Linked DNA regions of Homo sapiens: region 2 is linked to region 1. Evidence: read pairs that join two places in POLR2A ChIA-PET (ENCODE). Cell type or tissue: MCF 10A. All regions are shown on one strand. Links, peaks and the distances in the headings refer to the core of each region. The heading gives the core; the rest is flanking DNA. Region 1 holds the start of GABARAPL2 (GABA type A receptor associated protein like 2). Region 2 overlaps CHST6 (carbohydrate sulfotransferase 6).

Region 1 (2,813 bases), core at 274-2,773:
ATGGGCGACTCCAGCCCGCAGCAGGGCATCCGCCCCGCTCCACTCGGCCCAGGGCCGCCCGAGTGGGGGAGGGGGCCCACCCGCCGCCCCAGCCCCCAGCAGCCGGGCCGACGACCAAGTGCTTACCCAGCGAGTGGTCCTCCTTGAACATCCACTTCATGGCGGCGGCGGGAAGGGGACGGAACCGGCTCGCGGAGCCGCGGAGCTCAGCGCACCGAGCACAACAACAACGACGGCGGCAGCGGCAGCGGCAGCGACGGCGGCGACTACACGGCAGGCGGGACTTCCGGCTGTCGGAGCCTAGCAACCGGCCGGGGGCGGGGCTTCCGGCGCCATTTGTCAGGGCGCCACGCCAAGGGGCGGGGCCGCACGTAAAGGGGCGGGGCCGCGGAGGACCCCTTTGGGGGCTCCTGGGCTGCGGTGGCGAAGAAGTTGGTTATGGGGACGTCTGTGAGCAGTATCTGCGACATTGCTCGCAGGAATGTTCGGGGAACTGGTGACAGGAGTGGGGTCTCGGGAGCGTTGGTGGCGGAAAACGTCTGGCTGATAGTGTAGGGCTCTTACTGAGGGCTGTTTGGGGGTGTGGCTGATAGCTGAGGGCTCTTAGAGCGGTTCATAGGGGAAGTCTGGGGAATTGGTGACAAGAACGGTCTTTAGGGGTAAGAATGACATAAGGAGGGCTTTCTAGAGCTTGGCGATAACAAGGGAGCTGTTTAGGGCGTTGACAGTTTGGGGAGTATTGCTCGGAGTGGTGACAGGTTGGGGGCTCATTATGGGAGGGGAGGGTGTTTGAGGACACTGTTGGAAGCGGCACTGAGGACAACCCGGAGGTCCGTATTAGGGACAGCCGTAGTAGGTTGTCTTGGACCTAGAAATTGAATTTAAACAAATCCCGTTTTCTTCCTTTATTCGTGAATAAATATTTGAATAAACATTTACGAAAAGGTATCACAAATGCACATTTGAGGCGGGGTACGGTGGCTCACGCCTGTAATCCCAACACTTTGGGAGGCCGACGCGGGTGGATCACCTGAGGTCAGGAGTTGAAGACCAGCCTGGCCAACATGGTGAAACCCCGTCTCTACTAAAAATACAAAAATTAGCCAGGCATGGTAGTGGGCGCCTGTAGTCCCAGCTCCTCGGGAGGCTGAGGCAGGAGAATCGTTTGAACCAGGGAGGTGGAGGTGGCAGTGAGCCGAGATCACACCACTGCACTCCAGCCTGGGCAACAGAGCAAGACTCCGCCTCAAAAAAAAATGCACATTTGAGGAGTGTAACATCACTGATCACAGACCCCTTAATTTTAACTGGCAGAGGAGTTAGAGGTGACTGTCAGACTCGGAGAATTCCCCTGAGAGCTGGTCATGAGATGGGTTTCCTTATTTGGCTGTGGGAGTGGTTTAGCAATCACAGCCTGAGCTGTGTGTGTGTCACCTGCCCGGACATATGCTTTGAGGTTCTCCAATCAGTGATGTAATGCCTTTTTTCCAAGCAGACTCATCAAGGCAGTCTGGTCTGGGTCACCATCTGTTTATAAGCTGCTGAACATGTAGCAGGAATATTCACTTAATTGGGCACATGAACCCTGCCACGTGCTTGTGATTCTGATGCACCTGTAAAGCCTGTATGTTTGAATGTGGTAGTTCATCATTTCCTACACTGGAAATTCCTGATCGATGCTGTGGAATCTAGCTTCATTCTATAAGTATTTTTGTTATTTTAAGACTGTGTGTCTGAGTAACTAGAATAGGTTTTTTTGTTTCTTTGTTTTTGTTTTTGTTTTTTGGAGACAGGGTCTTTCTCTGTCACCCAGGCTGGAGTTCAGTGGCACAATCTTGGCTTACTGCAGTCTGCCTCCTGGGTTCAAGCGATTCTGCTGCCTCAGCCTCCTGAGTAGCTGGGACTACAGGGACACACCACCACACCCAGCTAATTTTTGTATTTTTGGTAGAGATGGGGTTTTGTCATGTTCGCCAGGCTGGTCTTGAACTTCTCACCTCAAGTAAGTGATTTGCCCGCCTCGGCCTCCCAAAGTGCTAGGATTACAGGTGTGAGCCACTGCATCTGTTTGTTTGTTTTTAATGAAGTGGAAAAAATCCTTTGAATTTCCTACTTAGAAATTATTGTTACATACAAGAGCTCTGTGCTAGGTGCTGGGGAAAAACAGTGAAGAAGACAGATGACATCCCTATTCTCATGGGTGGCAGCATGAGATATTCTTGTCCCCCTGACATATTCTAGTGGGATAAGACAAAAAATAAGTATGTTAGGTAATGATAGGTGCTATTTCGAAAAATAAAGCACAGTAGGTGACTAGAGAGTGTGGTGGGATGGAATGCTAATTAGATAAAGTGCCTGGCATATTCTAGGGAACCCCTGTGGCTGGAGCTGAATAAATGAGAGAGGAGAGTGTGTTATGAGACAAATTCAAAGATATCTAGAACAAAACTGTGTTGAGCTTTGAATTCCATGCAAAGAGCTTTGGATTTTATTTAGAATGAGATGAGAAGTCAGTGTAGGGGTTTAAGCAGAGACGTAACACAATCTGCCTTTCCTTTTCAAAAGGCTAGCTTAGTAGACTGTAGGCGCTGAGGGTGGAAGCAGGGAAATAGTTGAGACACTATTGTGATAATCCTGGTGAAAGATGATGTTGGCTTTGGCCAAGGTGGGGTCTACAGAGGTGATGGGAAGCAGTTGTATTCTGGATATATTTCGAAGGTAAAACTGGTAACAGTTGCTGATAGATTGGATGTAAGACATGAGGGACAGATCAAAATCAAGGTTTTTGGAAGGATGGAATTGCCATTTACTGA
Region 2 (2,813 bases), core at 196-2,695, 82 kb after region 1:
CAGCTCACTGCAACCTCCATCTCCCGGGTTCAAATGATTCTCCTGCCTCAGCTTCCCAAGTACCTGGGACTACAGGCACTCACCACCACACCCGGCTAATTTTTGTATTTTTAGTAGGGTTTTGTCATGTTGGTCAGGCTGGTCTCGATCTACTGACCTCTAGTGATCTGCCCGCCTCAGCCTCCCAAAGTGCTGGGATTACAGGCGTGAGCCACCATGCGTGGCTTAGAATTTTATACAACACCTATGTGTTAACTTTTCCAAAAAGTAAACATATAATAAATATGTGCCCCTCATCAAGGGAAGACTTTCAAGGGGGAGATAGGCCTTCCAGGATGGGAAAGGGCACTGGACAAAGGCTCAGGACTGCGACACCCACCACAGAGCCCTGCAGTGAGAGTCTGGTTCTTCGATGTATTTATGTATGTTTGTTTGTTTATTTATTTATTTACTTTTTGAGACGGAGTCTCGCTCTGTCACCCAGGCTGGAGTGCAGTGGTGTGATCTTGGCTCACTGCAACCTCCACCTCCTGGATTCAAGCAATTCTCCTGCCTCAGCCTCCCGAGTAGCTGGGACTACAGGTGCCTGCCATCATGCCTGGCTATTTTTATATTTTTAGTAGAGACGGGGTTTCACCATGTTGGTCAGGCTAGTCTCAAATTCCTGACCTTAGGTGATCCACCCGCCTCAGCCTCCCGAAGTGCTGGGTTTACAGGCGTGAGTCACCGCACACCCGGCCTATTTATTTATTTATTATTTATTTATTTTTGAGACAGGGTCTTTCTCCGTTTTCCAGGCTGGAGTGCAGTCACACAGTCTCTGCTCACTGCAACCTGTGCCTCCTAGGCTCAAGCAATCCTCCCACCTCAGCCTCCTGAGTAGTTGGGACTACAGGTCCGCGCCACTGCACTGGGCTAATTTTTGTATTTTTAGTAGAGATGGGGTTTGGCCATGTTGCCCAGGCTGGTCTTGAGCTTCTGGGCCCAAGCAATTCACCCGCCTCAGCCTCCCAAAGTGCCCTAATTACAGGCATGAGTTACCGTACCCGGCTGGCTCTTGGATTTAAGCCCCTGCCCTTCCTCCTTCTTACTGGATATTCATGTCTCTGAGCCCCACTGCTTCAATTAAAACAGAGAGGTATGGTCATTTCTGCCTCCCAGGGACTTGGGATGATAGCATTTAATCATGAAGACAGAAGTACCTATCACAGGGCCTGCCTGACTTGTTCTTCCTAATGTCAAAACCTTGGCCCAAATGTCTACTGTGCTGAACGTAAGGCTCCTATCAGAATGCTCTCAGCTAGGAACTGGTCTTCTGGAGACTCTGTGGCGTAGGATGATTCAACCACCTTCCTAGTTCTTGAGTTTCAGTAATAGGATCTCATAGCAGTTCCTGTAGTGTGTGAGTCACTTAAGAAGACCTCTGGCTTCCCTGGAACACAGGTAACAAATACCTTGGCTTGGGATCAAGATCCTCCCTACCCAGGGAAGGGCTGAGCTGGCCAGGACAACTGTGTTTGGGCCAGAGCAGCAGGGTCCTGCACTCTGCAGGGAGCAATCACAGGTGGGAGAAGCCCACAGCCTGGGATCAGAAGTGCCAGAAGCTTAGGAACAGGAGTCCTGGGGTCCCAGCTTTCTCGCTGTCTCTCCAAGCCTTGAGTCTTTCACCTGAAAAATTGACATCATCGTGCCCACCTCAGGGCCCGTTGAGTTAAGTCATCGCGTGGACTTGAAGCACCTAGCACTTGTGATCATTGAAGTCAGAAAATGAGTTCCCTTCTCTTTCGGCGCCCCATTGGCAGGAAGCCAACCATCGTCAGCCCACTGGCACTGGAGGAGCGTTGATCATGTGCAGAGCAGATGAGTGGCTACTCTCCCTGTCTTCCAGGTTTTCCCAGAGTGGCTGTGGGATCTGGAGTCGGCTGGTGACAGAGCTGCTGGGCATCCTCCACCCACCCCTGTTGCCTCCTGATGAGGGAAATGGGCAGAGAGGAGATCTGCTCACAAGTTAGACCCTGGCTTCTCTCAGTGGGCGATGTGGACAGGGGAAGGGGGCAGGCAAGGAGCAAAGGATGCAGGAGCAAGGAGAAAACTTCCAGGCTCCTCCCTTCCAAAGTCACCCAGCCTTGAGATCATTGCAGATGCAACAGGTGCAAACAGAAGAACACTTTGGGACCTTGGAATGCGGGAAGCTGGCTCAGTGTTCCTTCCACCCTGTGAGACATGTGTGACATTTTTGTTGTTGTTGCTGTTTTGAGACGGAGTTTCCCCCTTGTTGCCCAGGCTGGAGTGCAGTGGCATGATCTCGGCTCACCACAACCTCTGCTTCCCAGGTTCAAGTGATTTTCCTGCCTCAGCCTCCCTAGTACAGGCATGTGCCACAACGCCTGGCTAATTTTGTATTTTTAGGAGAGATAGGGTTTCTCCATGTTGGTCAGGCTGGTCTCAAACTCCCAACCTCAGGTGATCTGCCTGCCTTGGCCTCCCAAAGTGCTGGGATTACCAGCATGAACCTCCATACCCGACCTATGTGACATTCTTAAGGTCCACGAAAGGGCTGGTGGTTGGAGGCCAGAGGGTGGCCTGTGAGATACTGGGATTGGAAGAGTAGGTGGCCTGTGGGTGTCTCCTCTGGGGGGAGACTCCCCAGGGGGAGGGGTTCCTCCTCTCCAAACAGTAGCTCAGCACAGGGACAGTAACAGTAATGGGGGCATGTGTGTAAGGAATGCTTTCCCAGGCCCCCTCTTCATAGGTGTTTGCAGCAGCATCTCACAGCCCTAAGAGGTTAAATGTTGCACATCCCATCCTACAGA

The links. Peaks named below come from ENCODE experiments on the same cell type or tissue, not always from the same donor. Only the 100,000 strongest peaks of a DNase experiment are listed, where the experiment ranks them.
Region 2: POLR2A ChIA-PET joins it to region 1 with 26 read pairs; 8 of 35 experiments call an interaction of 5 or more read pairs at or near these places.

Annotation. Positions count from the first base shown.
Region 1 is chr16:75,563,834-75,566,646 of GRCh38, reverse strand. GABARAPL2 (GABA type A receptor associated protein like 2) reads right to left here and starts at 268. Exons shown (of 4, transcript NM_007285.7): 1 at 127-268. The coding sequence starts at 160. RefSeq lists a silencer at 1-205. In MCF 10A, for the core only: no CTCF peak of the experiment used is centred there; DNase peaks (open chromatin) are centred at 316 and 1,416.
Region 2 is chr16:75,481,981-75,484,793 of GRCh38, reverse strand. All of the region lies in intron 1 of CHST6 (carbohydrate sulfotransferase 6), which reads left to right. Among named protein-coding and RNA genes, the nearest start is that of CHST6, 12 kb to the left of the region's middle. In MCF 10A, for the core only: no CTCF peak of the experiment used is centred there; a DNase peak (open chromatin) is centred at 1,383.